2 separate regions of the Homo sapiens genome follow, and region 2 is linked to region 1. A link is a loop called in an ENCODE intact Hi-C map of the cell type or tissue named here. Cell type or tissue: heart left ventricle. All regions are shown on one strand.

What was found. A loop is a pair of places that touch in the nucleus more often than their neighbours do. Peaks named below come from ENCODE experiments on the same cell type or tissue, not always from the same donor. Only the 100,000 strongest peaks of a DNase experiment are listed, where the experiment ranks them.
Region 2: a loop joins it to region 1, with 6 times the contacts of the local background. A loop is called at or near these places in 33 of 110 quality-filtered maps.

Annotation. Positions count from the first base shown.
Region 1 is chr1:45,357,493-45,361,492 of GRCh38, forward strand. The region is part of intron 4 of TESK2 (testis associated actin remodelling kinase 2); the gene reads right to left. It also overlaps the pseudogene LOC124904849. Among named protein-coding and RNA genes, the nearest start is that of TOE1, 19 kb to the left of the region's middle. RefSeq lists enhancers at 2,403-2,502, 2,763-2,842, 2,973-3,472. In heart left ventricle, a CTCF peak has its summit at 2,482 (motif pointing right); a DNase peak (open chromatin) is centred at 2,489; H3K4me3 peaks cover 1,124 bases; H3K27ac peaks cover 1,443 bases.
Region 2 is chr1:45,555,158-45,559,157 of GRCh38, forward strand. The region is part of intron 1 of AKR1A1 (aldo-keto reductase family 1 member A1); the gene reads left to right. Among named protein-coding and RNA genes, the nearest start is that of AKR1A1, 6.3 kb to the left of the region's middle. RefSeq lists enhancers at 894-1,640, 1,641-2,386. In heart left ventricle, no CTCF peak of the experiment used is centred here; no DNase peak of the experiment used is centred here.

The sequences.
Region 1 (4,000 bases):
TATTTGAAGATAGTCTTGCTGTTCATCATTCCTAAATACCCATGAAGGGCAGCTTTGCTTTTTTAGTAAAAAAAAAAAAAAAGAAAAAAAAGTGAATAAGGCTGGGCACGGTAGGAGGCCAAGGTGGGAGGATCACTTGAGGTCAGGAGTTTGAGACCAGCCTGGGGAAAGTGGCAAAATCCCGTCCCTACAAAAAATACAAAAATTGGCCAGGCACGGTAGCTCCCAGGGGTGGGATCATAGTAGCTAACACCTGTAATCCCAGCACTTTGGGAGGCCAAGGCAGGTGGATTACCTGAGGTCGGGAGTTCGAGACCAGCCTGACCAACATGGAGAAACCCTGTCTCTACTAAAAATACAAAATTAGCCAGGCATGGTGGCGCATGCGTGTAATCCCAGTACTCGAGAGGATGAGGCAGGAGAATCGCTTGAACACGGGAGATGGAGGTTGCAGTAAGCCGAGATTGCACCATTGTACTCCAGCCTGGGCAAGTGACGGAGTGAAACTCCGTCTAAAAAAAAAAAAAAAAAAAAAAAAAGCCTGGGCACAATGGCTCACACCTGTAATCCCAGCACTTTGGGAGGCCAAGGTGGGCAGATCACGAGGTCAGGAGATCGAGACCGTCCTAGCTAACATGCTGAATCCCCGTCTCTACTAAAAATACAAAAAATTAGCCGGGCGTGGTTGCAGGCGCCTGTAGTCCCAGCTACTCGGGAAGTTGAGGCAGGAGAATGGCATGAACCCAGGAGGCGGAGCTTGCAGTGAGCCGAGACTGTACCACTGCACTCCAGCCTGGGCAACAGAGCGAGACTCCATCTCAAAAAAAAAAAAAAATTAGCTGGGTGTGGTGGTGTGTGCCTATAGTCACAGCTACTCACAGGTTGAGGTTGGGATGATCACTTGAACCTCAGGAGGTCAAGGCTGTAGTGAGCCATGATTGTGCCACTAGATTCCAGCCTAGGCAACAGAGAGAGACCCAGTCTCAAAAAAAAGTGAGTAAGTATATGTATTTATAAATAATAATAGCAGCTGTTATTTATATAGTATCTAAATTGTTTCAGGCACTGTTCTGAGAGTTTTGCATATATTATCTCATTTAATCTGCACAATAACCCTATAAGGTAGGTACACTGGTACTTTTTTTCCTTTTTTTTTTCATGTCAGACAACGTGCAGACATTAATAAGGTTTGAGGGTAGTACACCTCACACATGCACATGAAAATCCAATCATCGTGCTATGGACTACAAAATGACTACATACTATTACTCATTTTAGAGAAGGCATTTAGAAATTAAGCAACTTGCTTAAAGTTATCCAGTTATTAAGTGGCAGAGACTGGCAGACTCTGCAGTCTGGCTCCAGAGTCCATACTCTTTACCACTACGTTGCACTGGAGACTTAGAGACCACAGCATCTGAGTAAGAGAGCCTCATGCAGCACAGGAGCTCAAAAATGAATTTACTCAAACCTTATATGATGTATTATCTCCCTCCTCCTCCCAAGGGAGAAAAAGAGGGAAATTCCTCTAAGCCTAAAATTTATATCTTAATACATATTTTTGGGTACCATTGCATTTACAAAGGACTAGGGAACTTAATGGGATAAGAGGAGAAATATCTGAATTCTAGCCCAATTCAGCCTCCTAATAGCCATTTAACTTGGACAAATCAACTAATAAGGCTATCCATCTTTCACTTTTCTCAACTATAAGTAGGTATGATAATCCCTGATTCACCTAATTTGCAGTGTTGTTATGAGAATCTAATAAAATATGTGAAAGTTGGCCAGGCGCCGTGGCTCACGCCTGTAATCTCAGCACTTTGGGAGGCCAAGGCGGGCAGATCACCTAAGGTCAGGAGTTCAAGACTAGCCTGGCCAACATAGTGAAACCCCATCTCTACTAAAAATACAAAAATTAGCCGGGCATGGTGGTGGGTGCCTGTAATCCCAGCTACTCGGGAGGCTGAGGCAGGAGAATCACTTGAACCCGGGAGGCGGAGGCTGCAGTGAAGTGAGATTGAGCCACTGCACTCCAGCCTAGGCAACAGAGTGAGACCCTGTCTTGAAAAAAAAATATGTAAAAGTTGGCCAGGCGAGATGGCTCACACCTGTATTCCTAGCACTTTGGGAGGCCAAGGCAGGTGGATCCCCTGAGGCTAGGAGTTCGAGACCAGTCTGGCCAACATGGTGAAACCCCATCTCTACTAAAGATACAAAAATAAGCAGGGCATGGTGGCAGACGACTGTGATCCCAGCTACTTGGGAGGCTGAGGCACGAGAATCACTTGAACCTTGGAGGCAGAGGTTGCGGTGGGCAGAGATCATATCACTGCACTCCAGCCTGGGCAACAGGGTGAGACTCTGTCTCAAAAAAATAATAATAAAATAAAATATGTGAAAGCGCTTCGAAAAAAATTTAAATGTCATATATTTTCTGATGTGGTAATAATATAAGCACCAAAAAGAACCAGTTGGGGGCAGCACCATGCAGCACTTCAGATCCTTGGAAGCGTCGGACCAGTTTTGGCAAGACAGAAAGAATGACTAAAAATAAATCTTCCAACTTCTCAAAAGGGAAACTTGTTGATCTGCTTCATCCTGCTTGATAATCCATCTTTGAAAATCTTAAAATAAGGCATAATGACGGCATAAGCACAGCGCCTTGCTCTCTTCATTCTAGTTGAATCTGCCCAAGATTCACATTTGAGGTGCCCATTTGCTGAAAAGAAACTGAGCTTGTGAACTTCAGGGTTATAAGTGGGCAGTGAAGCTGACATCTAATCATGCAGGCAGATTTCTTTAGCTCTGAAAGTCAAAAGGTAGGCAGTGGTTCACTTCTTTAGCATGATGACAGTGTGATATGTCGGGCCTGTCTTCAGGAGCCACTCAGGTTTCCCAACTGAGTGCCAGGCAGAAGACACTATAATGAAAAGACTGTATGTGCACTCTCTATAGGCCAGGTGACACCAGGACTCTTGGTTCTGGGAAACACTTGTTTACTCTGTTCAGCAGTGTCTCTGAAGGCCCTGGAAATCCATATGCAAAGCCAGAGGGTGGAGAGCACAGGAAAAGGTGACAAAAGATGAGGAATCACACTTGGCTAATAGATTCTGGCTTCTCCAGGCAAACTGGAAAAAGCGCAAACCAAGGACCAGAGAGGGAAAACAAATGGAATTTGCTTTTACAACCCATTTCTCTTGCCTGCCTTTGGTGAATACATTAGTTGGGCTGATAAGCCTGTAGGCCCTCAGAAACCGCTTCTCAATGTTTCAAGACCTCTGCATGCATAAGAAAAGGAAATTTGAGATTTGTCAACAAGGAAGATTTCTTTCTTTTTTTTGAGACGGAGTCTCACTCTGTCCCTCAGGCTGGAGTGCAGTGGCGCCATCTCGGCTCACTGCAACCTCCACCTCCCAGGTTCAAGTGATTCTCCAGCCTCAGCTTCCCGTGTAGCTGGGATTACAGGCTGTGTCACCACACCCAGCTAATTTTTGTATTTTTTAGTAGAGACAGGGTTTTCCCATGTTGGCCAGGCTTGTCTCGAACTCCTGACCTCAGGTGATCCACCCGCCTCAGCCTCCCAAAGTGCTAGGATTACAGGCGTGAGCTACCGCACCCAGCCAGAAGATTGCTACACGGTCTCTGTGCCCATTAGCTGGAATGTTCACTTCTCCATAAGCAACTCCCAGTGCAGACTCAGCTGGTGTGGCCTCTAAACAAATCCCTCTGCAGGAAGCAGAGACAAGAGCAACTGCATTAGCATGTTCAGCTTTCCCGGATGGGGATAACAGCTGCTTTGCTTTCATTTTCAGCTAGACTACTCCCTCGGTCAGCCCTATAAAATGACCCAAGGCATTGGTAATACATTTAATTAATACAGAAGTTTTAATATTTTTAATTGTTGTTATTTTAACCTTTCAAGTTAGAAAACTATAATACAGTCAATAAAATGTGTTATAGATACTTCAATACCTCTCAGTGGCTGTTACCTTTTTCT
Region 2 (4,000 bases), 200 kb after region 1:
TGGGAACAAAAACCAACTTTAAAAATTCAAATAAAAAAATACAGTATAGGCCGGGCGTGGTAGCTCACGCCTGTAATCCCAGCATTTTGGGAGGCCAAGGTGGGTGGATCACCTGAGGTCGGGAGTTCGAGACCAGCCTGACCAACATGGAGAAACCCTGTCTCTACTAAAAATACAAAATTAGCCAGGCGTGGTGGCGCATGCCTGTAATCCCAGCTACTCGGGAGTCTGAGGCAGGAGAATCACTTGAACCCAGGAGGCGGAGGTTGCGGTGAGCCGACATTGCGCCGTTGCATTCCAGCCTGGGCAACAAGAGTGAAACTGTGTCTAAAAAAAAAAAAAATTATAACACCTATTTACCTAGCATTTAGCATTTATATTGTATTAGGAATTATAAGTATTTAGAGTTGATTAAAATATACAGGAAGATGTACTTAGGTTTATGCAAATACTATGCCATTTTATATAAGGGACTGGAGCATCCCAGGATTTTGGTATCTGAAGGGGTCCTGGAACCAATCTCCTGTGGATACCACGGGATGACTATACAGAAAGAAGAGCATGGGTTAGGCCCTGTGCAAGGTGCTTTAGATATAGTATCTCTTGAAAATATCAGAACTGAGATTCAAACCCAGGTCTGCGTAGCCCCACAGCCTAAACTGTTTCCTCTGTACTCTACTGCTGGATTTGATGAGTACAGTTTTGGACATGGCGAATCTCAGATGCCTATACATACTAGTGGAGAGGTCCAGAGGGCGTTGAATATACAGAAGTGGGGTGAGAAGAATCAAGGCCTAAGGCGATAACCGAAGACATGAACTCAACTAGGGAATGAGAAGATTGAGGAGAAAACCCTGAAGGGACCTTTCCTTTGCCTCCCACACCAGCATATGTGGGAGCCAGAGGAGAGGCCCATGCAGCTAGGAAACACTCATGTAGATATTGTTTCCTTTTTTTCCTGTGTCTTCTACTTCCCTGCAGCCAGGCAGCAACTGTAGAGCCCTTTGAGAAAGAAAGAATTCAACAGAGGGAAGGAACCTAGGCATTGAATTGGAAATAATAAAACCTGATTCCTGATAATACCCTCCTCCCCACTCAACCCACACATCTCTCTTTTACACTTGAATATAACATGAAGGTTTCCGCCGGGCGCGGCGGCTCGCGCCTGTAATCCCAGCACATTGGGCCGAGGTGGGTGGATTGCTTGAGGTCAGGAGTTTGAGACAAGCCTACCCAACATGGTGAAACCCCGTCTCTACTAAAAATACAAAAAATTAGCCAGGTGTGGTGGTGGGCGCCTGTAATCCCAGCTACTCTGGAGTCTGAGGCAAGAGAATCACTTGAACCTGGGAAGTGGAGGTTGCAGTGAGCCAAGATCGTGCCACTGTACTCCAGCCTGGGTGACGGAGCAAGACTCCGTCTTAAAAGAAAAAAAGGATAGCCGGGCGCAGTGGCTCACGCCTGTAATCCCAGCACTTTGGGAGGCCGAGGTGGGTGGATCACAAGGTCAGGAGTTCGAGACCAGCCTGGCCAATACAGTGAAACCCCGTCTGTACTAAAAATACAAAAATTAGCCGAGCGTGGTGGCGGGCGCCTGTAGTCCCAGCTACTCGGGAGGCTGAGGCAGGAGAATCGCTTGAACCTGGGAGGTGGAGGTTGTGGTGAGCCAAGATTGCGTCATTGCCCTCCAGCCTGGGCAAGAAGAGTGAAACTCCATCTCAAACAAAATAAATAAATAAAGTAAAAGATAGGCTGGGCACAGTGACTCATGCCTGTAATCCCAGCACTTTGAAAAGCTGAGACTGGTGGATCACCTGAGGTCAGGAGTTCAAGACCAGCCTGGCCAACATGGTGAAACCCTGTCTCTACTAATAATACAAAAATTAGCTGGGCGTGGTGGCACATGCCTGTAATCCCAGCTACTGGGGAGGCTGAGGCAGGAGAATCGCTTGAACCCAGGAGGTGGAGGTTGCAGTGAGCCAAGATCGCGCCATTGCACCCCAGCCTGGGTGACAAGAATGAAACTCTATCTCAAAAAAATAAAAATAAAAAAGATAACATGAGGGTTTCTGAATGCTGCCAAAGGTCCAGATAGGCAGTTCCTGACAAGCTCAGAGTCTGGAATCTGTTCACGCACAGCTAGGCTGGAAAGCAGTTGTATCAAGCAGAAGATGAGGAAGTCAAGAGCTGGCCGAGGATGATTTTCTGTCCTAGAGAAAAACATCTATGTGGCACCTTCATTCTTCCCTAGGGAGCTCTTGTTCTTTGCAGATCTCCTCCATCTTTCATCCCTGTTCCCCAAGCCTCAGCCTTTTCGGTGTTCAGTTTCACCAGCAAAAGAAAGGGAGAAGCAAGATTCAGGTTTCTTCTTCCTTTTCCCCTTAAGCCAGGGTGTTGTTCAAGCTCTCACCCCAGGTGTAATTTCAGAGCCTTCTCATGCGTGCTGGGTAATCTGCGAGAGGCCAACAGGTCATTGGGCATTAAGCCCAGGAAACCTGCCTTAGACCCTGGTGGCAGCAGGCCACCAGGTTCCTCTTGTCAAGTCCAGACTTGCTTGCTTGATCCCTTGGAAATTTGATTATAAAGAGCATTGCCCTGGTAGCTTGTGGTTTGACACTCAGATTGAAGTTTTGATTTTGTTTTAGCAGAAAAGAGTGGTTTCCAAAACCAACTTAAACTAGACTATAAAATTCTTCCTGGGTCAGAAGTATTAGGAAAGACAGTGTTGGTGTACTGGCTTTACTCACAACTTGTCTTTTTTTTTTTTTTTGAGATGGAGCCTCACTCTGTATCCCAGGCTGGAGTGCAGTGGCATGATCTCAGCTCACTGCAACCTCTGCCTCCTGGGTTCAAGCGATTCTCCTGCCTCAGCCACCCGAGTAGCTGGGATTAAGGTGTGCACCACCATGTCCAGCTAATTTTTGTATTTTTAGTAGAGAGGGGGTTTCGCCTTGTTGGCCAGGCTGGTCTCGAACTCCTGACCTCAAGTCTTAAGTGATCTGCCTGCCTCGGCCTCCCAAAGTGCTGGGGTTACAGACGTTAGCCACTGTACCCAGCCTCAACTTGTCTTATTATTATTATTATTTTTTGAGACAGGGTCTCGCTCTGTTACCCAGACTGGAGTGCAGTGGCACTATATCAGCTCACTGCAACCTCCGCCTCCCGGGTTCAGGTGATTCTCATGTCTTGGCCTCCCAAGTAGCTGAGATTACAGGCATGTGCCACCACGCCCAGCTAATTTTTTTTTTTTTTTTTTTTTGAGATGGAGTCTTGCTCTGTCACCCAAGCCGGAGTGCAGTGGCTCAATCTCGGCTCACTGCAACCTCCACCTCCCGAGTTCAAGCGATTCCTCCTGTCTCAGCCTTCTGAGTATCTGGGACCACAGGCATGTGCCACCATGCCCGGCTAATTTTTGTATTTTTAGGAGAGACGGGGTTTCACCATGTTGGTCAGGCTGGTCTCGAACTCCTGACCTCGTGATCTGCCCTCCTCGGCCTCCCAAAGTGCTGGGATTACAGGTGTAAGCCACCAAACCCGGCCTAATTTTTGTATTTTCAGTAAAGATGGGGTTTCGCCATGTTGGCCAGGCTGGTAATACCCTGACCTCAGGTGATCCGTCGCATCGGCCTTCCAGAGTGCTAGGATTACAGGTGTGAGCCACCACTCCTGGCCACAGCTTGTCTTATTACTTGCTCTATCCTACATCCTTTTAGAACCTGGAAACTAAGATTATATTTATAAAGATATTGTTGGCAATTAAATCAATCCCAAGAGTGATATTCATGGTACTGATGAGATCAAGGGAAAAGGTTGTATCTACCTCATTGGCTCTTGGTGTGAACATTCTCTCTCCTTTTCTTTCACTTGAATAGCTCCTGTTCAGTTATTCTTTAGGACTTGACTCAGGAAGAGATTCCTCCAAGAAGCCATCCTAGCAAGGTTACCCTTTTCTTGCCACCCTTGTGCAGCTCTTGTGCAGAATTTGATCAAAGCTCTTATC